2 separate regions of the Homo sapiens genome follow, and region 1 is linked to region 2. A link is an interaction called in ENCODE POLR2A ChIA-PET data of the cell type or tissue named here. Cell type or tissue: PC-9. All regions are shown on one strand. Links, peaks and the distances in the headings refer to the core of each region. The heading gives the core; the rest is flanking DNA. Region 1 overlaps PCNX2 (pecanex 2). Region 2 overlaps NTPCR (nucleoside-triphosphatase, cancer-related).

The links. ChIA-PET counts read pairs that join two places held together with the same protein. Peaks named below come from ENCODE experiments on the same cell type or tissue, not always from the same donor. Only the 100,000 strongest peaks of a DNase experiment are listed, where the experiment ranks them.
Region 1: POLR2A ChIA-PET joins it to region 2 with 15 read pairs; 2 of 35 experiments call an interaction of 5 or more read pairs at or near these places.

The regions. Positions count from the first base shown.
Region 1 is chr1:233,101,321-233,113,666 of GRCh38, forward strand. All of the region lies in intron 21 of PCNX2 (pecanex 2), which reads right to left. Among named protein-coding and RNA genes, the nearest start is that of NTPCR, 160 kb to the left of the region's middle. In PC-9, for the core only: no CTCF peak of the experiment used is centred there; a DNase peak (open chromatin) is centred at 6,511; H3K27ac peaks cover 2,049 bases.
Region 2 is chr1:232,973,255-232,985,600 of GRCh38, forward strand. NTPCR (nucleoside-triphosphatase, cancer-related) reads left to right here. Exons shown (of 5, transcript NM_032324.3): 5 at 4,909-10,628. The coding sequence ends at 4,977. PCNX2 (pecanex 2) reads right to left here. Exons shown (of 34, transcript NM_014801.4): 34 at 10,181-11,223. The coding sequence ends at 11,050. Among named protein-coding and RNA genes, the nearest start is that of NTPCR, 29 kb to the left of the region's middle. RefSeq lists an enhancer at 4,500-5,699. In PC-9, for the core only: no CTCF peak of the experiment used is centred there; no DNase peak of the experiment used is centred there.

The DNA of each region.
Region 1 (12,346 bases), core at 4,246-9,245, 130 kb after region 2:
AGAATAACAAGTTGTTAACAGAAAATATGATCATTCAATTTGGGGATATTAAATATTTCCAAATAGTAGCTGACAATATGAGATAGAATTTTGTAAAGTAAAAAACATCTTCAGACAATGGTTATAACTCATTACAAGAGTGACTCTCAGGCCAGAAGCAGATTCTACCTCAGTAGACAATGTGTGTTGGGAGCCCATTAAATAGCATCCATCAGACTTTGCAAAATATTGATAGGCTTCATGGAGCATGGTAATGCATAAGGGATACCATCCATGATAAAAATAATATAATCAAAAAAGTTGTAAGAAAAAAATAAATTAATAGTTAACTCAAAAAAGGGGGCACTCCCCCAGCCCCTGTAACAGTCAGAAGCAAAGAGGTAATTTGAAATAAGAATGGTTAAGTCTGAACTGACACCATGCCAACCCAAAGGGAACACAGACATGGATATAGGTCTTAGGAGCTGAGGAATTGGGTTTTAGCATATTTGAATAGGTTCCATGTCCATAAAGAGCAAATTATAAAAAACTTCATTTACCAGTGCTGGAAAAAAGCAAAAAGAGTTTGCCTTCTGCCTGCTGTAGAGTAGATAAAAATCTGTCATCCATGATAAACCAAAACCTCAAGTCCTCATAATACAGGGCAGTGGGATTTAAATTTAAACTGTTCCAGTAAGGTGAAAATTTAAAAACAAGAAACTAACATAAAAAGTAGTGGAGGATGATAAAACTTCCTCACAGGAGTAAATGCATGAGATTCATTTTTCTTTTTTTTTTTTTTTTTTGGCTCCCATGAGTGACAACATACAACATTTGTCTTTCTGTGCCTGGTTTATCTCACTTAACATAATGTCCTCCAGTTCCAATCATGTTGTTGCAAATTGACAGGATTTTATTTGTTTTATGGTTGAATAAATTCCATTGTGTATATATACACGGTTTCTTTATCCATTCATCTGCTGATGGGGACTGAGGTTGATTCCATATTTTGGCTGTTGTGAATAGTGCTATCATAAACATGGGGGCACAGATATCTTTTTAATATGGCGATTTCTTTTCTTTTGGATAGATAGCCAGCCTTGGGATTGCCAGATGACATTTCAGTTCTAGTTTTAGCTTTTTGAGGACCCTGCATACTGTTTTCCATAGTGACTGTATTCATTCACTTTCCCGCCAACAGGGTATAAGTGCTTCCCTTACTTGCTAGCCTTTGTAACATTCTGATAACAGCCATTTTAACTGGGGTGAGATGATAGCTGATTGTGGTTTTGAGTTTCACTTCTCTGATGATTAGTGATGTAGAGCACTTTTTCATATACTTGTTGCCCATTTGTATGTCTTCTTTTGAGAAATGTCTATTCAGAACTTTTGCCCATTTCTAAATTGTTATTAATTTTTTTTGCTATTTAGTTGTTTGAGTTCCTAATATATTGTCGTTATTAATCCCTTGTGAGTTGAATATTTTGTAAATATTTCTCTCCCATTTTGTGGGGTTGTCTCTTCACTTTGTTTATTCTTTCCTTTGCTGTGCAGAAGCTTTTTAGCTTGATATAATCCCATTTCTCAATTTTGGCCTCGGTTGTCTGTGCTTTTGAGGCCTTACTCAATAAATCTTTGCCCAGTCCAAGGTCCTGAAGCATTTCCCCAGTGTTTTCTTCTAGTATTGTTTCATAGTTTCAGGTCTTATATTATTTAAGTCTTTAATCTACTTTGATTTGAGTTTTGTGTATGGTGAGAGATAGGATGAAACTAGATGTTTCATCCCTCTGAATATACATATCCAGTTTTTCCAGCATCATTTATAATGTTTTTAAGTTTTTAACTTTTGTGAGTGCATGGTAGGTGTATATATTTATGGGATACATGAGATATTTTGGTATAGGCATGCAATACGTAATAATCACATCATGGAAAATTGGGTATCTATTCCCTCAAGCATTTATCCTTTGTGTTATAAATAATCCAGTTATATTCTTTTAGTTCCTTTCAAATGTACAATTAATTTATTATTGACTACAGTCTCCTTGTTATGTTATCAAACACAAGGTATTATTCACTTTTTCTATTTTTTTTATACCCATTAACCATCACCACCTCCTCCCAATGTGCCCTTAATACCCCCAACCCAGCCTCTGGTAACCATCCTTCTATTCTCTATCTCTAAGAGTTCAATTGTTTTGATTTGTACATCCCACAAATAGATGAGAATATATAATGTTTATCTTTCTGTGCCCAGCTTTTTTTACTTAACATAATGACCTCCAGTTCCATCCATGTTGTTGCAAATGATAGAATTCTTTTTTATGGCTGAATAGTACTCCATTGTGTATAAGTACCACATTTTAAAAAATCCATTTACCTATTGATGGACACCTCAGTTGCTTCCAAATCTTGGCTATTGTGAATAGTGCTGCAACAAACATAGGAGTGCAGATATCTCTTCAATATACTGATTTCCCTTCTTTGGGGGCATACAGCCAGCAGTGGGATTGCTGGATCATATGGAAACTCTATTTTTAGTTTTTTGAGGAACTTCCAAACTGTTCTCTATAGTGGTTTACTAATTAACATTCCCACCAATAATGCAAGAGGGTTCTCATTTCTCCACATCCTCACCAGCATTTGTTATCATCTGACTTTTGGATAAAAGCCAGGTGATGCTGATGCTGCCAGTCTGGGGACCACATATTGCAAATCATTGCACTAAAGGGCTAGAAACACAGTATTCAATTTTCAAAGTACTAGAGGAAAAAAAGGACCAAAAAATTTCATTTTGTTCAATAGATGGTAAGAAAGAAAAGGTGGAGAGACAAAGAAAAAGCATCATGAACATAAAGCCAACAAAAAATACCATGGTAGAAAAAAGTCCAAACATATCAGTAATCTCAGTAAATGTAAACAGATAAAATTTGCCTATCAAAATACAGACTCTCGGTCTGCCTTAAAAATAAAAATCTTGTTAGATTTAGAAGAAATATTAAAGTCACCTAAAAATTTTAGGCAAAATAATTTTTAAAAAATCAATACATTTTTACCAAAATAAAGTTTCCTTACCTCTTTTAATAGTAAGCAAAATATTGAGGCTTTTACTCAAAATAGAATACATAGCAGTACATAATGATGAAAGGAGAGTGTCACCAGGAAGATAAAATAATTGAAATGTATACACTTAGCCATGTAGTCTCAAAAATATCTGAAGTAAAAATAGGTAGAATTACAAGGAAAGATTAATAAATCTATAATCATAGGGGAAGCTTTTAAGATACCTAGCTCAGAAAATGATAGTTCAATTAGACAATAAATAAGCATATGAAATATTTGACCGACAGAATTAACAAGCTTCATCTAAGAGATATGTATATTAGAACCTTACACCAACCAAAAGAGAAAGAATATAATTTTCAAACATAGGTACATTTAAAACAATTGATGCCTTACTAAAGTACAAAAGTAGTCTGATCCATGCCAAAAATTAATATCATGCACAGTTTTACAATTAAATTAGAAGTCAATAATAAAAAGTTGGCAAAATAACAATTGTAATAATCACAATCCTTTGGATTTGCATGTAATAAAAACAATGGAAATAACAGTTAAGAATAAATTATAATGAAAATTAGAACATATTTTAAAATGAATGACAATGAAAAGCAGTAGTACCAACTAGAACTTTTAGAACCCAGGTAAAGCAATCTGTAGAGGAGAAGATATTGCCTTAAAATGTGCATCTTAGAAAAACTTCACAGTCCATATTGGCAGGCTATTTCCTAATGTAAAAATTCAACAAGGATATTATGAGAAAGAAAATATATTCTTATCTATGAATATAAATGAAAAAACTCTGAATGAACTATTTACAAAATGAATCTATAAATGTATAAAAACACATCATCATCAAATCTGGTCCACTTCATAATGATATAGTATTAGGAAAAGATGTTAATGTAATTCACAAAATTGAGAAAGTAAAAAAGAAAAACTGTATGTTGCTCAATTGGTGCAGAAAGGACGTTGAAAAATAAATTCAACACCCATTCATAAACATCCCTTACAAACTAGTAATAAAAGAGTTCTTTTTAAACCTCATAGAGGATACCAGAGCTATGTTGCAATAAACACTGTATTTAGCAATAGAATTTCAGGATTATTCAGACAAGAGGCATTAAACAAGATGAATCTGATTAACCTAAAACAGAAGAGTGAAAAGAAAATTACTAAGGGAGACTAAAATATAAGGAGAGAGAAAGGAACATGGGGTAATAGTTTATCACCTGTGAAGTACAGTTTGGGAGATTTTAACTAAAAAGAAAAACAGAAACAATGCAGGGATGATAGTATCCAGCAGGAGTAGGCTACTTAGGCAAGTAAATGTGGCGTTAATAAAGGAAACGCAACAAGCCCTGATTCTTTGATTAGCTGACCTTATGCAGCCAGACACATTCAGACCCTTAAGAGAACACACTAGACAGAAAATATTATTTTAAGGTCATATTTCATGACTGCTAATTAGTGTATCCATAAACACAAATGAAGTCGACATTGCACATTGAAATTGTATAATCTACCAAGATGTAGGAATGCACAAAACTCAAAGGTCTCCTCTGGACTCCTGAGAATTAGGATCTAAATGTAATCCTGGGTCTGTGTGTTTCTGCATGTGTTGGGGTCTGGAGCTTTAGCTTAAGGATGTATGGGGAGGTGGGCCATTGAGGAAGGAAGCAAGGGTGGACTTCAATAAAGAAGAAACAGGAGATAATGACAGTGACTGACGAGGGAGAGATGCTTTTGTTCTCTAAGTATCCTGCTCATTTCACCTTGGAGTGAAGTGGTAGAAACAACACAGTTTATGCACACACTCTGTCTTCCTTTACAGTTTCCTGCATCTTTAATTCCATGTTAGCCTTCCTCTAACTATTCCATATATGAAACAGCTTCTCCATCTTTGAGTTGTATTCTATTTAGCTCTCTCTTCCTTGTGGAGAAGAAGCAGCTTCCTGGATTCTGTTGGGGGCTTCCTCTCCTCCCTCTTTTTTTTTTTTTTTTTTTTTTTGAGATGGAATCTCGCTGTGTTGCCCAGTCTGGAATGCAGTGATGCAATCTTGGCTCGCTGCAACCTCTGCCTCCCACGTTCAAGCGATTCTCCTGCCTCAGCCTCTCGAGTAGCTGTGACTGCAGGCACGTGCCACCACACCTGGCTAACTTTTTGTGTTTTTAGTAGAGACGGGGTTTCACCGTGTTAGTCAGGACGGTCTCGATCTCCTTACCTCGTGATCCGCCCGCCTCAGCCTCCCAAAGTGCAGGGATTACAGGCTTCCTCCCTCTTAAAGGTCTTATAATCTTGTGTGTAGCGAATCCTGCCCTTGGGAAATGGGTATGACAGCCAAGTTCATTCACCTCCTATCAGGATGCATGCTGCTTGCTTTTACCCACATGGTATTTCAGCAAGATAAACAATGTTAATGTATGAACTATAAGGCAACTTTTTGTAATGCCCTCCTGTCCCTCTAATCTTCTGCATACCTCTCTGGATATCTAACTTACACATTGTCCTGAGATTTTTCTATTTGTAATAACATTTCATCAATCTAGTACATATAGGAATAAGATGGTTCAGGTAGTGATTTTTCCATATAACTGAAGCTTTCTCTTGTAAACACTGAAACTTTCCACATTTATGCTTTATGCTCTTTAAAACAAAATATAATAATACGAGTTAACTTAAAAAAAAAGTACAGAGTTACACAAAGTGTACAGTGAAAGTTTCTGTTATCTGCTTTACTCTGACCTAACTTCCAGTACCAATCACAGTTAATGACTATTTGAGGAGTTATCCTTCCTGCATTTTCTGCACTTGAACATGTATTATACACACACACACACACACACACACACAAAACCATGCACAGCCTTTTTATGTAACTTGAATTAACAAGGTTGGGTGCAGTTTGTAGTCCCAGCTACTCAGAAGACTGAGGAGGAATCACTTGAGCCCTGGAGATCCAGGCTGCAGTGAGCTGTGATCAAGCCACTCCATTCCAGCCTGGGTGACACAGTGAGATCCTGACTCGAAAAAACAAACAAACAAACAAACAAACAAAAAGAGCCCTGCTAACATTATTTATCCTGGGTAAGGCTATGTCTCAATCATGATCCACACTGGGACATTCCAGCTATGTGAAGCAATATAGTTTCAATTTTGAGTTGTATTTTTGACATTTGCCAACAAAAACCTCTAATATACCAAATTTATCCAAATTTCATGTAAAATTAAAATACTTCAGAAGGCTTCTGGTTTCTTCTCTGGGATATACAAAGCTGTAAAGCATGTTTCTTCCACACTTACAATGAAAAAAAAAAAACCCACAAACTTTAAATACATGACTTTTCTAAAAATCTCATTACAGAACTGAGTTGTAGAGCAGACAGCTCTCAGAGGCACGTAAACCAGAACAACTGCATGTTGAATAGGAGCTGAGTAAAATGAGGCTGAAACCTACTGGGCTGCATTCCCAGACACTTAAGGCATCCTAAGTCACAGGATGAGAGAGGAAGTTGGCACAAATTACAGGTCATAAAGACCTTGCTGATAAAACAGGTTGAGGTAAAGAAGCTGGCCAAAACCCACCAAAACCAAGATGGCGATGAGCGTGACCTCTGTAGTCCTCACTGCTACACTCCCACCAGCGCCGTGACAGTTTACAAATGCCATGGCAACGTCAGGAAGTTACCCTATATGGTCTAAAAAGGGGAGACATGAATATTCCACCCCTTGTTTAGCATATACTCAAGAAATAACCATAGAAATGGGCCACCAGCAGCCTTCTGGGCTGCGTTGTCTGTGGAGGATCCATTCTTTTATTCCTTCACTTCCTTAATAAACTTGCTTTCACTTTCTACTGCAGACTCACCCTAAATTCTTTCTTGTGCGAGATCCAAGAACCCTCTTTTGGGGTCTGGATTGGGAATCCTTTCCTGTACCACACCTAGTCCAAAATCTGAGGAGAGAAAGATACCTTCAGGGAGAAAAGAGACAATAAGCACTCACTCACCTGGGGCAGATGCAACCAAAGCTGGTGGGAAGATTTTGGCCAGTGGAATCGATGAGTTGGTGAACACAGCTATGTGTGGGCTGGTGGGACAGTGTAAAGCCTTAGGGAGCCATAGAAATTGCCGGCTCCTTCTCTCAGAATTCTACAGGGTGTTCACAGAAAAGACTGGTGAGCACCCTAAGAACATGTCTGATGTGGCGCAGACCTGAAGGGAGAAAAGGCAGACATGCACAGGAGCACACGGCTCAGCCGGGCCCTTCTGCCAACTCTCCAATGGAACAAAAATTGTAATCTGTGGAGGAAAGGTCAATAAATGCTGTTGTCTTTAGGGCACTGATGAAAACTCACTGCAGCTGGGAGGGAAGGGATTGTTTAAAAATGAGAAACTCTCCTTCTGAGGAAGGGGCAGGAACACCTGCTGGGCCCAGGATTACAGACAGGGGAGAGAGGAAAGCTCAGGATGCATCCCTGAGACCAAGGGGTTTCATTAGAAAATTAATCAGAATGTCCTCCGTGTCCCACCCCCTGCCACCAAGGTAACAAGTTGCAAGTAAAGAGTAAAACATATACCAATGGGAGAGGGACAGGAAAGGTATAAGAGCATGCAGCCACTCTGAGGTGCAGCCTGAAAGCTGGGGACCCAGCAGACTTCACTCTGGCAACCCCGCCTCACTCTCCAACCTGAACACAAGTTATCCCTCCAGGAATTCAGGGTCCATGATGCCCTGAGGATAACCACAGCAACAACAAAGCTCAACAGTGTCCCACTCGCCAACTAGGTTCATTCAACTCCTCCCCCCATATCAGAAGTCTAGCAAAGGAAATGTATGCACATTTTCAGGCATAAAAACTATTTACCTCAGTCTCTATGGGCCTCCACAGAACATCCAGCTGTCAACCAAAAATTATGAGGCACACAAAAGGGCAAGAAAAAAAATTCACTCCTAGAAGATAAAGCCGTAATCAAAGTAAGACTCAGAGATGACACATATAGTGGAACGATCTGACAGGGGATTTAAAAGAACTGTGATTAATATGTTAAGGGCTGTACTGGAAAACAACGCCGGATGAAAGATTGAATGGGTAATCTCCGCAGAGAGATGGAAACTATAAAATAAAAAGTCAAGTGGAAATGATAGAAGTGAAAAACACAGTCACAGATATAGAAGGCTTTCTTTCCACAGGTTCATCACACTGGACACAGTCGAGGAAATAATCAGTGAACATGAAGACAGGTCAGCAGCAATGGCCCACACTGACACACAAAAATACAACTGAGTTCAAAACTGCAAACATTACTGAGTATCCAAAACCTTCAGAGCAATACCAAATTGTCTAACATAGGCATGTTTTGAACCTCAGAAAGAGAAGAGGAAGAGGGCAGAACAAAAGAAATATTTGAATAAATAATAGCCAATAAATTTCCAAAATGACAGACACCAAACCACAGATTCAGAAGATCAGGCAGGGCGCAGTGGCTCACACCTGTAATCCCAGATCTTTGGGAGGCCCAGGCGGGCAAATCACCTGAGGTCTGGAGAAACACCATCTCTACTAAAAATATAAAAATTAGCCGGGCTGTGGTGGCACATGCCTGTAATCCCAACTACTCAGGAGACTGAGGTGGGAGAATCACTTGAACCCAGGAGGCAGAGGTTATAGTGAGCTGAGATGGTGCCACTGCACTCCAGCCTGGGTGACAGAGGGAGACCCTGTCTCAAAAAATAAAAAAAATTAAAAAAAGGAAGATCAGATAGTACCAAGGAGCATAAATATACAAATGAACAAATGAATAAATAAACAAACAACAAAAACCATATGCAACAACTGCTGGAAACAAAAGACATATATTCAAACTGCTGAAAACAAACGACAAAAAGAAATCTTGAAGGCAGCCAGAAAAAAGACATATTCCACAGAGAAGAACAAAGGTAAGCCTTGCAGAAGACTCCTCAGAAACCATGCAAGCCAGCAGGTCATAGAGGGACATCTATAAAGTGCTAAGATGGCTGGGAGAACTGCCATCTTGTGGAACTATCAACATAGAATTCTATTCCCAGCAAAAATATCTTTCAAAAATATAAGAGAAATACTTTCTCATGCAAACAAAACTGACAAAATGTCTTGCCAATAGGCCTACACTCAAGAGCTGTTCAAGAAAGTTCTTCAGGCAGAAGAAAACTTCAGGTCAGAAACTTGAATCTACACAAAGATATAGAGCATTGGGAATGAAATAAATAAATTAAAATCATGTTTAGAAATTTTTAATTGCTCTAAAAGAGCAATTTTCCTCTAAAGCAAGAATAGTAAACAACGGATTGTGTGTTCTTAGCATATGTAAGAATAAATATATGACAATAATAGCACAAAGGAAAGGAAGGAGAAATAATGTTAAAATTCCTCACACTACATATAAAGTGGTATATTATTTAAACGTAATATTATTTAAATTTAATATATATTTAAATTTATATTATTTAAATAATATACCACTTTCTGTGTAGTGTAACAACACCACACATATACCTTTAAAGGCAGATACTGACGAATTAACTTTTATATTCCTAATATAAGAGAATGACTTTTAAATGGCACAAATAATATGTCAGTAGAAGAAATAAAATGGAATAAAGAAGTAGTTCAAAGTGACATCCCCTCAAAGATTATCCTGTTATCCTTCTCTCCACTGCCCTGATCACTTGTCTCCTTCTAGAGACTCTTAAAATATTTGGCATATCATTTTTTATCACACGGAAAGTCGTACAGAATCTTGGCAGCAAGAATGGGCACTGGAGTCAGACCCGGGTTCTGATGCTAGGTCTGCCTCTTATTAGTTGTGAGATGGGTTTCAGTCCACTGAGCCTCAGTTTTCTCATCTGCACAGCAGACTGGTGCCTACCTACCTCAGCAATTTATTGTGAAGATTGAATGAGGTCATCCATGTACATTTTTAGCTCAAGAACCAGAATATTATAAGTACTCATAAATACAGGTTATTTTACTGGTTGCACTTATGAGATTGTTTCAAAATTATTTATTTTTCATTTTTTATTTTTTGAGACAGAGTCTTGCTCTGTTGTCCAGGCTGGAGTGAAGTGGCATAATCATGGCTCACTGCAGCCTCAACCTCCCAGGTTCAAGCGATCATCCCACCTCAGCCTCCAAAGTAGCCTCCCAAGTAGCACCACCACACTTAGCTAATGTTTGAATTTTTTGTAGAGATGGAGTCTCCCTATGTTGTCCAGGGTGGTCTTGAATGCCTGAGCTCAAGCGATCTGCCCACCTCGGCCTCCCAAAGTGCTGGGGTTACAGGTGTGAGCCACCACACTCAGCCCCAAATTATTTTTTATATGTCTGTCTCTCCTGCATCCCCCATTAGAATGCACTGTCATTGGCAGCAGGCACTGGTATTATTTACAGTTTTACTTTTATCTTCTAGAAGATTTGTAGGATCATAGTAGGTATTTCAGTTAATGCTTTTCAGAAAGTGAAACAAGTGACTGAAGGCCTCAGGTATTGTTCCAGTTCATCAAGCGCATAGGCTATAGGAGCTTGGGTTCAATGGAATTTTTCCGATTACTTCATGATTCTCATTTACATGTCACATCTTTGCAATTGCCACTGCTTTTTCTGATAAGACAGGTATTTATCCTCTCTTCCTCCCTGGATGTTTCAAATTTTATAGTAACTATCTCAGTCTCATTCATAGCCTTTCTTCACCTAAGGTAGAAACACCATGGTTTGGACCACTCAAAGTACTTCCAAAACTGCTAGTTCAAGGAAAGAAAGAATGGGAAAATCTGTGACCTTGAAGATCTTGTCCTAAATATGAGCACCTGGTATAGAATTGAAATCTGCAGGTTCCAAATGTACATCCTATAAAACAAGATGCCTACAGCCAGCACAGGAAGGCACATGCCAGTGGTCAGCCTTGCAAGGAAAAGGCTTCCCTGGCGCTTCACCAGATTGAGTTCTCTATTCTGGAAGCACTTTAAGGAGGGCCTTTCAGAGGGCACTCCTAGGTGCTGAATGAGCAAGGTTTTCAAAATTCTTTCAGCAAGTGAGTCTAGAGTTGTCACCTGTCTTGAATTCCTGAAGCCACTCAAGTAGCCTTTGTGCCTTAAGCACACCTTACTTCCCTGCTCCTTAGAAGATTTACCAGCTCTGGCTCTTCAATTCTCTCTATTAATGAAGGCACATCACTGCCCAGAGGGACTGCAACATTTAACCAGTGAGAATTCTCTCTTTCAGCAGAGAATGCTGCAAACTTTTTAAAAAGATGGGCGTTCGTAAATACTTCTTTGATGTGTTAGCGGGATGAATGTGTCTGTGTAGATCTTTGAACAATATAACTAAATTCACATATTTATTATAGTATACTTTGGCATGAGAATTAAGCAAAAATGAAGAAAAAAATTTTAAGTCTTACATGCTAGGCTTGATGTCCCAAATGGGGAGAAAAAGCTGACTCTTACTTTGAAGGCTGAAGGGCAGAGGAGTTACTAGCGTGTATTTCAGCCCCTCCCATGAGATGAACTGCAGTAACTTGCATGGTTTGAGTTAAGGGAAATCATCCTCTTTGTGTGTGGGTGCCGTCCTAGGGAGGAGAAGACAAGAAAGTGGATGTGTTAGGCTGTAAATCTTTAAGGGATGTGTAGGTTCTGTGCAGGCACTTTCCTGCAATTACACAATACAACACTAAGAATGCAGCCACAGGCTGTGGTCACAACGCAGTGAGCTGGCCAGTTGGGTGACATCAGCTTGTCATCACCAGGGTAGATTTACAGCTAGAAGCAGATTGTGGTTTATTCTTCCTGGTTTTGCAAGAGGGATTCTGATGACTAGACAGCACAGAGCAACAAACTCACAGCTCTACTGGCCCTGTGCTAACTCCCCACTGTGAACAGGACAGCAGGCAGCAGCTAGACAGCTGAACAAGATTCATAAGAAGCCAAGAAAATCAAAACATACACCTTGAGAAGCCAGAGGAGGAAATCTAAGTAATCCATAGGCTCAGTCTAAAAGCCTTGCTTCTCCCCGTACTCCCTTCCCCCACCACTATGAGTCAGCATCTCTCTAGAATAATAAAACGCCACCCAACCCCTGCATCCAAGCTAAGAGTTTATTTCTCAAAAAAACAGTTTTCCATCTCGGAAGCTCTCAAATGAATTCAGTCAATATGTGCTGAGTAATTATTACGAGCCTGCCTCTTGTAAGATGTTGTGTAAGGTAGGAAAGAAAGAAATACAGCAGTGGTCTCACCACTGAGGCATTTCCGGTCTTCCTGGGAACACAGA
Region 2 (12,346 bases), core at 5,124-10,123:
ATGATATGGGGGAAATATACCACACAAATTAGTAATATTATCTTGACTTATTCTTCATAACGTTGGGTGAACAGAGTACTTTCCAAAAACACCCGAGAACTCTTCCAGTTTTAGACAAGATAGAGTAGACACACTTGTGTTTATTTTTCCTGCTAAGGATGTTATTTATAATACAAGCATAAGAAGACCTGAAAAGTGAAGAGAAAAAGACAGACTGGCTAGGAACCTAAGGACCTAAGGAACAACACAACAGACACAACTGAAAATCATTTGTCATGCCAAGAATCAGGAATACCTAAACCTGAGTGAGGAAAGGCCATCAGCAGATCTCAACAGCAAGGTGACTCAGATAGTGGAATTATAGGGCAAGGATTTGAAAACAGCTATCATAAAAATGCTTCATAAAATTACAGATACACATGAAACAAATGAAAAATAGTCTCAGCAAGAACTGGAAAGTTTCAGCAAAAACCTAGAAGATAGAAGAATCAAATGAAAATTTTAGAACTATACAATAGCCAATAAAAAAGTCACTGAATGGGCTCATCAGCAGAATAGAGATGACAGGAGAAAGAATCAGTGAACTTGAAGGTAGAACAATAGAAATTACCTGACAAAGAGCAGACTTAAAAGAAAAAGTAATGAACAAAATGAACAGAGTTTCTGGGACCTGTGGGACTATAACAAAAGATGTGACATTCACATCATTGTAGTAACAGGAGATGAGTGTGGGGTTGAAAAAGTGTTTGAAGAAGTAATGGCTGCATTTTTGTCATATTTGGCAAAAGACATAAACCTACATTTTCAGTGAACCCCAAGAGGATAAACTCAAATTCATGCCAAGACATACCATAGTCAAACTTATGAAAATTAAAGTCTTGAAAGCAGTGAAAGGAAAGCAGCACCTTACCTATAGGGTAAAAACAATATGAGTGACAGCAGATTTCTCAGGAGAAACCATGAAGGCCAGAAGGAGGTGGTACATTTTCCAAGTGTTGAAACAACTGTCGACTCATAATTCTATAAGACATTCACAGATGAAGGAAAACTAAGAGAATTTGTCATAATAGAACTGCTCTAAAAGAATGGCCAAAGGAAGTTCTCTTATCAGAAAGGAAATGGTAAAAGGAGACCTGGAACATCAGGAAGGAAGAAAGAACAATGGGAAGAGTAAAACTCTGAGTGAGTGTAGTGGGCTTTTCTTCCTCTGTTGACTTTTGAAGAATTATGTTTGACAGTTGAGGCAAAACGATAACATTCTCTGATGTGTTAAAAAAAATAGCTGAAAAAAGAAAAGAAAGAACAGTACCTGAGAAGGAAAATAAAATCTCACTGATACAATCTTTGGCACCTCCTATTACCTAGTAAAGCATCAGTAGAAGAAATTGGTGATGGAGTATTTTTATTCATCTATTTGGTAAATATTGAGCACGCACTGTATGTCAGGTACTGTTCTATCCACTGGAGTTTTAGCAGTGAACAATAGAGAGGGAGAACCAGACATCATTTTATCAGTAACCCAGTCCTGCCATAACTCACTCCCTCCCACTATAATGGCATTAATCCATTCATGAGGGCTGCCCCCATGACCTAATCACCTCTTAAAGGTCCCACCTCTATTTGCATGGGGGTTAAGTTTCCAACACATGAAATGTGGGGGACACAGTCAAATCATAGCAGGTGACTTATGGGTTCTTCAATAATTTGTTTTTCAGAACTCTAAGAGGTTATTACCATTGTATCCCATTGAGTTTTATCCCATTGTATCCCAATGAGTGTGTCATTGATTGATTTTGCTGCCTTCTAGTTAATGTCATAACATTGAAAATGTTATCAACAACTTTAGTTCTTTTTCAAGCTGGCAGCTTCATAGTATGACTAAGCCTCTTGTTTAGACCTTGGGGTGCACATGTTCTTGGCAGCAGTGAGTGGATATTATCTGATCTTCCAGGCTGCTTGCATGCTACCTCACTGCCTTCTAACTTGTTTAATATGATCAGTGTCTGTATGCCCTGCTCAGTCTCCCCTTCCCGCTTCTTGATTGTTTAAATAAGAAGTTGAGGTGGTGATATCACAAATTTGTCTTCTCATCTGGTTGGCCTAGGTACGGCGAGAGACAGTACTTGACTCATCTGCTGGGCACAGATGCAGTACCAGATACTGGGTCCTGCTTATGTTCTGACTTTAACAACCCCAGACCTGAAAACATGGATGGAGCAGGCAGGGGAAGAAATGCCTCTTAGTATACAACTATGTGCAAGAAAGCAAAACAAAACCACATGCATTTCCTTGAAACTGTGGGAAGGGCCCCCAACATTCCTAATAAGCAAGGGATTGGATCTGGAGGTCACAGGATGAATGAGATGTGGCCTCTGACCCCATGGTGCTCACAGTCTTATCTTCACTGTGCCCAGGATAAATTCTTACCAAGGGCCCCCCTACAGCCACTGGGCAGGTGCAAGGGTTCAGGTTCACTCAGCTTCCTTTCTTTCTCTTAAGGCTCCAGTGCAGAAAAAAAGAATGGTTGGGATTACTTTCTTCTTTCTGCAGTCTTCTTTATTTCCTTTTCCTGCTCCCAGCTCCCAGTTCCCTCTTCTAATTAGCTTCTCAGGAAAGGCTTTCTGCAACCAAAATTCTGGCTGTTGAATAAAAAGTAGACTAGAATTTCACATAAGGCAAAGACTCCTGAGGTTGGCAGATGCTGTGATCCTTGTTCTTGCATTTGGGAGTGTGCTTTTCTCAACAGGGAATATCATAAGTGAATACTGCAGAGAGTTGCACATCAACATTTTATTGCATAATTTTCAGAAATAATCTTAGGGAAATCAAAGGGAGTATCAAAATATTAATATTGGAGTGTTTGCATTCTGCTCAATTTTCAAATTAATTTTTAATTTGTAATTGATATAATGTACATATTTATGGGGTACAGTGTGATGTTTCAGTGCATGTATACATTGTATAATGATCAAATCAGGGTAATTTCCATATCTGTCACTTTAAATTATCATTTTTGTGGTGATGACATTCAAAATCTTCTCTTCTAGCTATCTTGAAATATACACTACCTTGTTATTTACTCTGTAGTCACCGTACTGTGTCATAGAAGACCAGAGCAAATTCTCCAGCTGTGTATCACAGTCCACTCTCACAGAGCCTGGCTGGAGGCAGAAGCTACTGCAATCACTGCTGAACTCAGAGTGGAAGAAAAGGGCCCCTGTGGTGCCCACCTCTGTGTCGCCTCCTTTCTACCTCAGGTGGATTCCTTGAATGCAAACAACAGGAATGGACTTTGGCTAACTTAAGTGAAAACAGCATCAAAAAGCCTTATAGGCTTTGGAGCTGTCCCATGAAGCCAAAGGAAAAGCTGACTGTCCTCATTTCAAGTGGAGCCACAGCCGCCCAGGATTGACGCAGCCAGGACCAGTAGAAATGGGATCACAGGATTGACGCAGCCAGGACCGGTAGAAATGGGATCACGGGACTGACGCAGCCAGGACCAGTAGAAATGGGATCACGGGATTGACGCAGCCAGGACCAGTAGAAATGGGATCAGCTTCTGGCACTTGCTGCGTGAGCTCACTCCTCTTGGGGTGCAGATCTCAGTCACTCCTCTTGGGGTACAGATCTCAGAGAAGTTGCCAGGGCCTGGCTTGCCCACTTGTTGGCTGGGGGCAAGTTTCCTAGACCGTACAGTCTCCTAAAGACAACCAGAGCACTCTTCCAAGAAGGGTGAGCAGGTGCCAGGAACCAGAATTGACGAGGTCCGCTCTGCATCTCCTCTTCAGACATGTATTGGCACCTATTGTATGCCAGGCCCCCTCTTCAGATACAACCACCCTGAACCTCAGAAGGCTTCCACATGCACTCCCTGCTCTTACCGGGAACCTTGGCTCAGCCCCTTTTCCATGGTTCACCTGTCGAAATTACATCCAGGCTTAAGCACCCCTGGAAGCCTTTCCTGCCCCTGACCCCACACATGCCCCTGTTCCTGCCTGCCCCCCAGACTCCTTCATTGTCCTTGTTCATGCCTGTCCTGTCCTGGTCTGCGAGCTCCATGAGGTCAGGGTCCTTACCTGTGGTGCTTCTCTATGCGCATCTCTGTGCCTGGCTCCTGTTTGCCCTTCCACCCCATCAGCGTGTGTTGAGTGGATGGATATTATATGGGCCAAGTAGGAAGGCACTGTGATGGGAGCAGAGATGGCCCTTCCTTTACCCTGGGGCACTCGGGATGGTGTGGTAGTGAAAGAAAAATAAACAGATCATCGGGTAAAGCTCTGGTGAACTCTTTGTTGCTTTTGTTTGATTTTGTAATGGTGTAAGTGTTGGAGAACACACTGCAGTCAGGAGGCCTGAGTAACAGTCTGTACGGAGGCACCCTCACGTCTCTGGCTCTCCCACTTCTCCATGTTTCAAATGAGCACTTGATGTTTGTGGAGAGGCGGGTAGATGACTGAGCATCCCAGAATCCTGGGCGCTTCACTGCTGCTCTGCTGGGTGCCCTCCTGGGCCCCGCTGGCTCCCAGGCTCTCCTCCTCGCTTCACTCCAACAGTTGAGTTCCTTCCATTCAGGACAGGTCGTGCTCAGGGGTCCTGTGTGCCCATCATCCGTCCCGGTGTGCCTCGTCGGACTCACTTCACAGCTCTCCCCATGGTTGGCTGAAATCTGTCTGGGCTCCAAACCCACTTTGACTTTTTGAGCTGTCACTTGGCAGAAACTGATGCTGGGACTCGGTGATTCCTGTCCTGTTTCTGAGTGCTCCTGAAGAGCTGGGCCTCCTGCCTGGGTAACAAAACATACCTCACCCTCTCCCAGCCTTCCAGGCGTTTCTTTTAGAGAGTTACCTAGCACAAGATTGAAGAAGAGGAAAGGAGCTCTGAAGCCTGTTCTCTCACTTCTTCCCACAGGTCACCAAGGAAAACAGAAACCACCTTCTGCCAGATATCGTGACGTGCGTGCAGAGCAGCAGGAAGTGAAGACACGTGCATTCCTGCCTTCCGTGAAGGAGTGCCCAGTTCAAGAGGAGCCTGATGGAGCCCTGCCTGTCGAGGCTGTATGCCTATGGGGTTATGGAACCTTGTGGGCTTTTCTAGAGAAAACTCAACAGCTGTTTCCCATAAAATGTTTAAAAGATCAAATTAGCCTTAATGCTGGATTGTCTGTACAAGATTAACTATCCATTGTGGCTTATCTATGCTTAAAGATTTCTTGTTTATTTCCTCTTGCAGTCATGCACATGATTTGGGTAAACTGTGAGATGAGAAATGGTTTTCAGAGTATTAGATGGAATTCACCCCCGTTGAAGTTTATAAATGTGTTCAGGGGAAGCGGGAGGAAAGAGTTCACTGCCTAATCAGTTTTGCATGTCATGAAAATTAAATTCCTCTCCAGGTGCAGCTTCAGCCTCATGCAACTTAAAGTGATAACAGTTATTTGATTTTTTAAAAAATATTATTCCAAAAGAAAACCATTTTAGGTCATCTCCCCCAACTCTGTTTGCTTACTGCTTAATAAATATAAAAATAAATCTGATGGTTACAGACAGGAGGCATTGTGTGGGAGGAATACACAACCTTTGGAAGTGTTGATAGCATCTGATATTCAGCCGACCAGATGACAAGAGCTCAGGCCCACGGGTTTGCATAAGAGCACTGCTTTGCCTTAGTTTACTCGGGAGCAATTTTGAATCTTTCTATGCCTAGTTTCCCTTCCAGAAAAGCAGGAAGTGGCTGTCATCTCAGGAGTGATGTCACACCACAGAAGGAAACTGTCAACCACTCCACACAACTGTGGAGAGTGCCCAGTGCCAGGGGCTGGGCTTATCAGGAATAATGGTGTAGCAATGCGGAGTTCAGCCCATAACAGGGGTACTATAAAAATGAAGTAGGAAAGTAGAAGAGACCCCTGAAACCCCAGAACTGATAGAGGATAAAAACTTCCCTCCAAGTGGTAGATGGTACTGGAGTGATAAACAGTTCAGTGTTTTTAGGTCATTTTTGGTGAAGATCTATGAATTTCCAGGATTTTTTTTTAACAAATTAGCATTGGCTACAAACCCACTGGTATAAGCAGCAGTGTGCCTTCTCTCTAACTGTGGACAAGTCGGGCATGTGGCGGGTGAGGAGCCCTGGGCTGGGCACTGGGGCACAGTGAATGGGGCGGGAGGGGCTCACATCAAAACCAAAATGGCACGCAGCCCAGGTCTGGTTCCTCCATCAGTGTCTCTTTCCTCAGCGCTTTTCTTCCGAGGTAACTTTGTGAAGCTTGACTTGGACTTGCCTAGCCTTGGAGGGACCACAACAGGGAGGCCTAATAGATTATGAACTAAGCCCTCAAAAGGGCTACCTGCCCAGGAGGAGGAAGTGGGCATCTCCTTCCACAGTCCCTGCCTGGCGGGGCTGTTCAGGGAGACTGAGTTCCGAGCTCAGGATGTCTGGCAGGCTGGCTGTGACTTCCAGCCACCATCACCAGGACACCGGTGTGGGCTGCATGCCTCAGTGGGCCAGGAGAGGCACGGCCTCTGAGTTGGGTAGAGGCTTCCCACAAAGGCCTGGGAACCTGATCCTGGCCGTAAATCTGAAAGTACCACAGCCCTCAGGAGAACCAAGAGATAGGGAGGCAGGCTGGGGAAATGTCATCAATGTGCACCCAGGCGTGGTGGAGCTGGTCAGCCCCAGCTGGAGTGGGACCCCATCAAGATGGAGCCTTTCCTGGCACCTCCGGGAGGCCGTTTTGCGTTTCCGCCCTTCATGCATCTGAAACACCAAGGGCCATGTTCCTTCTGGTGCTTGTCCTTTTGAGCTTGGTGTTTCAGCCGTGTCTGTTTTGTAGACTTTGATTTTGTCTTAAATGAGAAAGAAAGCTGGTGAAGGTTATTTCAAAGTTAAATAGCTAGTCTGAGGGGCTTATCACTGAAGCCAGTTGTGCTTATGTGGGGTGGGAGTGTCACTGCCTACTTGAAAGTATGCACTTGTGTGGAACAGATTCAGGGTGGCCCCTAGCACTTGGGGCTGCGGGAGCTTCTGCACACTTTCCCTTTAACGGTAAAGAGACAAGCTTGGAGTGTTTAAGTGGTTCGTTCAGGAGCACAGTGATAGCGGTGACAAAGGAGATTTGAACCCACGTCTGCGTGGCTCCAAAGTTCACTCTTTCATCACTCCCTGCTGCGTCCTTCTTGAGGCTTTAGCATTTTTAGTGTGTTTTGTGCCCCCAGACCTCAGAGTTGACATTTAGCAGTGATAAACTGCTGTAAATCCAAAGAACGTTTAGTGTCTCTTGTGGTGAGGTCCTGAAATGATTGTTGTATTAGTCAAACAGAATGATCATGGAGCATGTATGGAGATGTCAGATGCAATCCCTGTATTGTAAGGCAATGACATTTAATGAAGGATAAGATGAATTCACAGATAACTAGAACTCAGGGCCAAACGCACACAGCCTGTAGCAACAGTGTCATGCTGAGATTTAAAGGAAGAAGAGGTGCCGTGGCAGAACTCCACGTGACCGTCCCCTCCCTGCACGCAGCCAGGATGAGAGGAGCAGAGCTGAGCGCCACCTCCCTGTCGGTGCCACGGCTGAGGTGAGGAGCTCTTGCCGGATGGTGGGGTGGGGGCAGCAGGGCAGATTGAAGTCAGGGATTCTCTTATACCTGAGTTTGGAATGCCTCCTATTCAAACAAAGCAAAATATCTAACAGATGGTTGGATATGAGTCTCAGGGAGGAATTCAATTTGAAAAGCACAGAATTAACATGTATTGCTTATATGAAGAATCTCAGCTAGAATAACAAGGTCGGATGGGAGGAATCAGGACTGATTTGAAGCACGATTTACTAAATCATTCTTTCCTTTTCCTCCTTAGCAGATCATACCGCCAGCTGCTTAACACGTAATAGTTTAATAAATTGTTTCTTCTTACCTCTCAGTGAGGGTAAGCACATGCAGGGAGATGGGTGAGTCTTTTAAATGGATAGTGTCATCTCTGATGATCAGCCTTGACAGGGAGAGATCCTAGTAAAGCTGCAAATTCAGGCACTCAGTTCCCAGCCCTCCAGTTATCAAGGGGGTGGGAACGCTGGTGGGCTGGAAAATGTGGAACAGACCTGCTCCTCTTCTTTTCCTGCCAATTACCGTATTCATAGAAGGTTGTGTCTGTGGATCACACCTGTGTGTGTGCTGATGGCGGATGCTTGTGTAGCATAGTGACTTGGGACAAAACAGCATGGTAGATGAGGCTGGAGACGGGTGGGCTAAGTAAACAGGCATTGCATTGCACATTTTGTGGGCAAAGAAGTTGAAGCATCGCATGATTTTAACAAATTACTTGCCAGATGATTTCAACACACTGCAAAATTTAGAATCAATAATGCCAAATTGGCCACATGATTTATATAAAACCAAGTGCTATGGTTTTAATATTATCTTTAGAGGAGAAACCATTTTGATCTGTGTCCAAATAACTCTTTTTTTTTTTTTTTTTTTTGAGACAGAGTCTCACTCTGTCGCTTGAGCTGGAGTGCAGTGGTGCTATCTCGGCTCACTGTAACCTCCGCCTCCTGGGTTCAAGCGATTCTCCTGCCTCAACCTCCTGAGTAGCTGGGATTACAGGCACCCGCCACCACGCCCAGCTAATTTTTTGTATTTTTAGTAGAGACGGGGTTTCACCATGTTGGCCAAGCTGGTCTCGAACTCCTGACCTCATGATTTGCCTGCCTCAGCCTACAAAAGTGCTGGGATTACAGGCGTGAGCCACCGTGCCCAGCCCCCAAATAACTCTTGAACTGGAAAATAACTCTTTAGCTATATACTGGCAGAATATTTGAACAACTCTAGCAAGAAATGTCAGTTTAGGGATGCCTCCTCTAAATGGGGGCTTAGAATATAACATTTTGCAGGAAGTCCTTTCTGATACATAGCTGACTAGATGAAGGACCAGATTAACAAGTTCATGAGTTGTAAATATAAAAGTTGTGTACCACGATAAAAAAGAAAAAGAAGTATGGCTGCACTGTTGATGGCTGGTCAAACAGCCCCCAAGAATCCTGGGGTGACTCCAATACTGCCACCTTTTCTCTGTGGGTGCAGTTGCCTGCGGATGTGTGTGCACATCTGTGCCTCGGTATGCACACTCGAGATGCCCGCTCTCATAGACGGTGCAGAGCGTCACTGCATTCCTATCTGATTAATGTGACCTTAGTGTTGTAGATACACTGTGTCACTTTCATCCTCCCTCCTCCCCACAAAAGATGCCACGAGAACTCGTGAACTGTGATAAGCAATGAACAGAATAACTGTTGAAGAAGCACCTCATGAACCTCCCCAGAGAAACGGGATGGAGGAGCACCCAGGGTGCTCTTGCTCTCTTGCCTGCGCTGCCATTTCCTTCCAGCCTGGGTTTCTAGCTCTTTGGGGAGATTCCCCGTTTTGTGGAATGCTTTCTGTGTTTCCTACTTCTGGATGCCTAAGGAGTGGCCAGTCATACTCCTGGCTGACCACTGCCAGGCACCGTGGTTTTCCTCACTGAACTCAAGGAGTCACCCTCCGTGGGGAGGCCACACTCACAGCTCCAGGCCTGCCATTTAGCCCTTGGGGCTTGGCTGTAAAGTTGCCCAAGAGGATTACAGGAGCTGCCAGCCAAGTTTAATTTGGCCACCTTAGAGAACTGCAGCAAGGCCCTATCAGCTTCCCATTAGACAAACAACTGCATTTAAATTAAATAAAGTTTGCACCTCTAGGGAGTGCTGACCTGAAAATAAGAACCTTCTGTCTGTGATTATAGAGTACACTTGCTTTTATTAATTGCTGATTCTTAGTTTACAAAAAAAAAAATTAGAAAAGCATTACCATTTACTTTCCAAGGGGCAAGAGATTCTCTACAATACCCTTCCCCCAACCCTCTCCTCAAATTTCCAAATCCTAAATACTTTGAAGAAATTTGTGTGACTGTTTAAAATTGAGTATTTCCTTCTAACTATTGTCTTTTGAAAAGGGATGGTTCACCAGGCCAGTGATACTCTATGGACTGCATTTTGGGACCTCTACCCCAGCAAGGATACAGGTTCCTGGGGTCTTGAAGATGGGAAAAGTTGTCTCAGAATTTACCCAAATGTCGTTCTCACCATAAAAGATATACTTGTAGAAATGAGAAGCTTCAGTATAACTCAAAACACTGGACGCAGCAATAACTATAAACATTTTAATTTCAAAAACAAAGGTGTGTGCGATGTTGTGTGCACAGTAAGGGTTGCGGGGCTTGGAGAACAAGCACGCGTCCCTGTGAAGCCCGCAGGGTGCTGGCGGCCCACCAATCGCCTGGACTACAGTGAGGAGCATTGTGTGACTCCGCGGTGGATTTCCATGCACCGAATGGACTCAGTTTCTAAACTCACATCCTAACGTATCCTGGCTTTTCACAGAATACTGGAGACATGACTGCATGCATGATCACGGTTCTTGTTGTGAAGCTGCCACCATGTTACGCTTAACAGCTGCATAAATATTATAAAGAAATAGGGTTTTCTTGACACTTAGATTTAACCTTAATGCATCTGCCCAGCTGATGGTATCAGACGTGCTGCTGTTCATTTCTTTTTCATGGTAACAGTAATGTATAAAGTGCCGATGATGTAACATGCAGTTGTCTTATTTTCATCAGGGCATTTGTTTCATGGCTCTGTTGAGTTGTTTTAAGTTAGTGAATGGCTTTTGAGATTTCAGATTCTGGAACATGTGTGGTGCTGTCCGCGGTGTGCCGCTCTGGGCAGCGCTGTGCCTGGCCAGGGAGGTGTGGTGTGGCTTCTTTGTTGCTTTTTTTTGTTTCCCCATCATGTGAGGTTTTTTTGTTGTTGTTGTTTGATTTTTTTTTTTTTTTTTTTTTTTTTTTCAAAAACCTGAGATCAGTTCTGTGTTCTGGAACAGCTCTCCTTTTCCACAGGAGGAGTCCCTCATGGATCGCGGTATTGGTTGGTTGTGGTGATTTGGGGAGCACGAGGGAGAGCAATGCAGGTGGGAGGTGTGGGGGAGCCAGCCTCCCCGCCCGGCCGCACGCCCGTCACTGCTCGTCTGACACACTTTGCTGCGAGGCCGTGTCGTCCAGGCCCATGTCCTCCTGGCTTGCTCTCCTGCAGACAACCCCGAGAGTGTCCGCCACAGCCTCAGCCAGACATCGGTCATGAAGCTGCCCCTGCTCGGTGGCATCAGGGGGCTCACATGGCTCGGAGAGGTGCTTCCAAAGAGAAGAGAGAAACAGTGAACAGCTCAGCAAACGTTCACTACCCACTTCTAACTGGCATCACCCCCATCCGTGCTGTGGGAGCTAAAGGCTAGCGCTGCCATATCCTTGAGGTCAGGTTCTAAAGTCAGGTCAAATGATAGAGGGCCAGCACAGTGGCCTCTGAGGACAGGACGGGCAACTGAAGCAGCATCTGAGACACAGGGGCTCTGCACGTGGGCCTTTCTGGATGACTGCGCTGGAAAGAGCGGCCCTGGGGGGAAGGGGCATTTGTGCGCCTGGCTTTCTAGCTGTAGTCAGTGTCACTTCATGCACACTTAGCCCCTGTCATGAATGCTGAGTTCTAGCAGGCTTGACCCCAGTAGAACACAGAGGCCATTGTATTCTGGGGGCATGTGGTCCCTACGACAATTGTCCATTTTGGAGAGCAGGAAGGAGAATTTGACAGAATCCCAGAACTACACCCATAGATTGTGACTTTAACACAGATTGGGGCATGGAGAAGGGTGATACTTTGTACATTTTTATTGAGGAAATAAAGAAAAGGGAGGGGAAATGTATTCTTTTAGTTATCTAACTAAGGTCAAACTCCTGAAGTAACCACCTCTTTCCTCTTGGCCAGGACAGCCTGGGGGTTCCAGGAAAGCCCATAAATCTCCCCTTCCATGAAAGGTGGCACCCATGGCTGCAATCCTGTGGCTCCTTGTAGGGCGGCCGGCCCAGCCTTGGCTTCCCCTGGCAGGAAGGTACTTCCCTGGAGAGCTGTTTCCCATGAAGGAGAGGGAGGGTGACACTAGAAATGTTCAGGTGCAGCCCCCCGTCTCCACCTGCAAATAACCTCACCCAGAACCAGAGGCCAAGCCACTGCAACTCTGGTGCTTGATGGAAAGCATGAGCCATGGTAAGGAAAACCTGAACACTCAAAAGGAGTGGGGGAACTCTCCAAACCTGACCCATTTTTGCCTTGACACCATCGATTTTCCCTGTCTACCAGGTCACATAGGAGCACTGCTGGGTATTTATTTACTTTTTTCTCACTGAAGAAGCTCAAGTATTCATTTCATCTCAGCTGGTTTGGGATTCTGGACAAGTAACAGCTTATTTGGGTGAAGTCCTT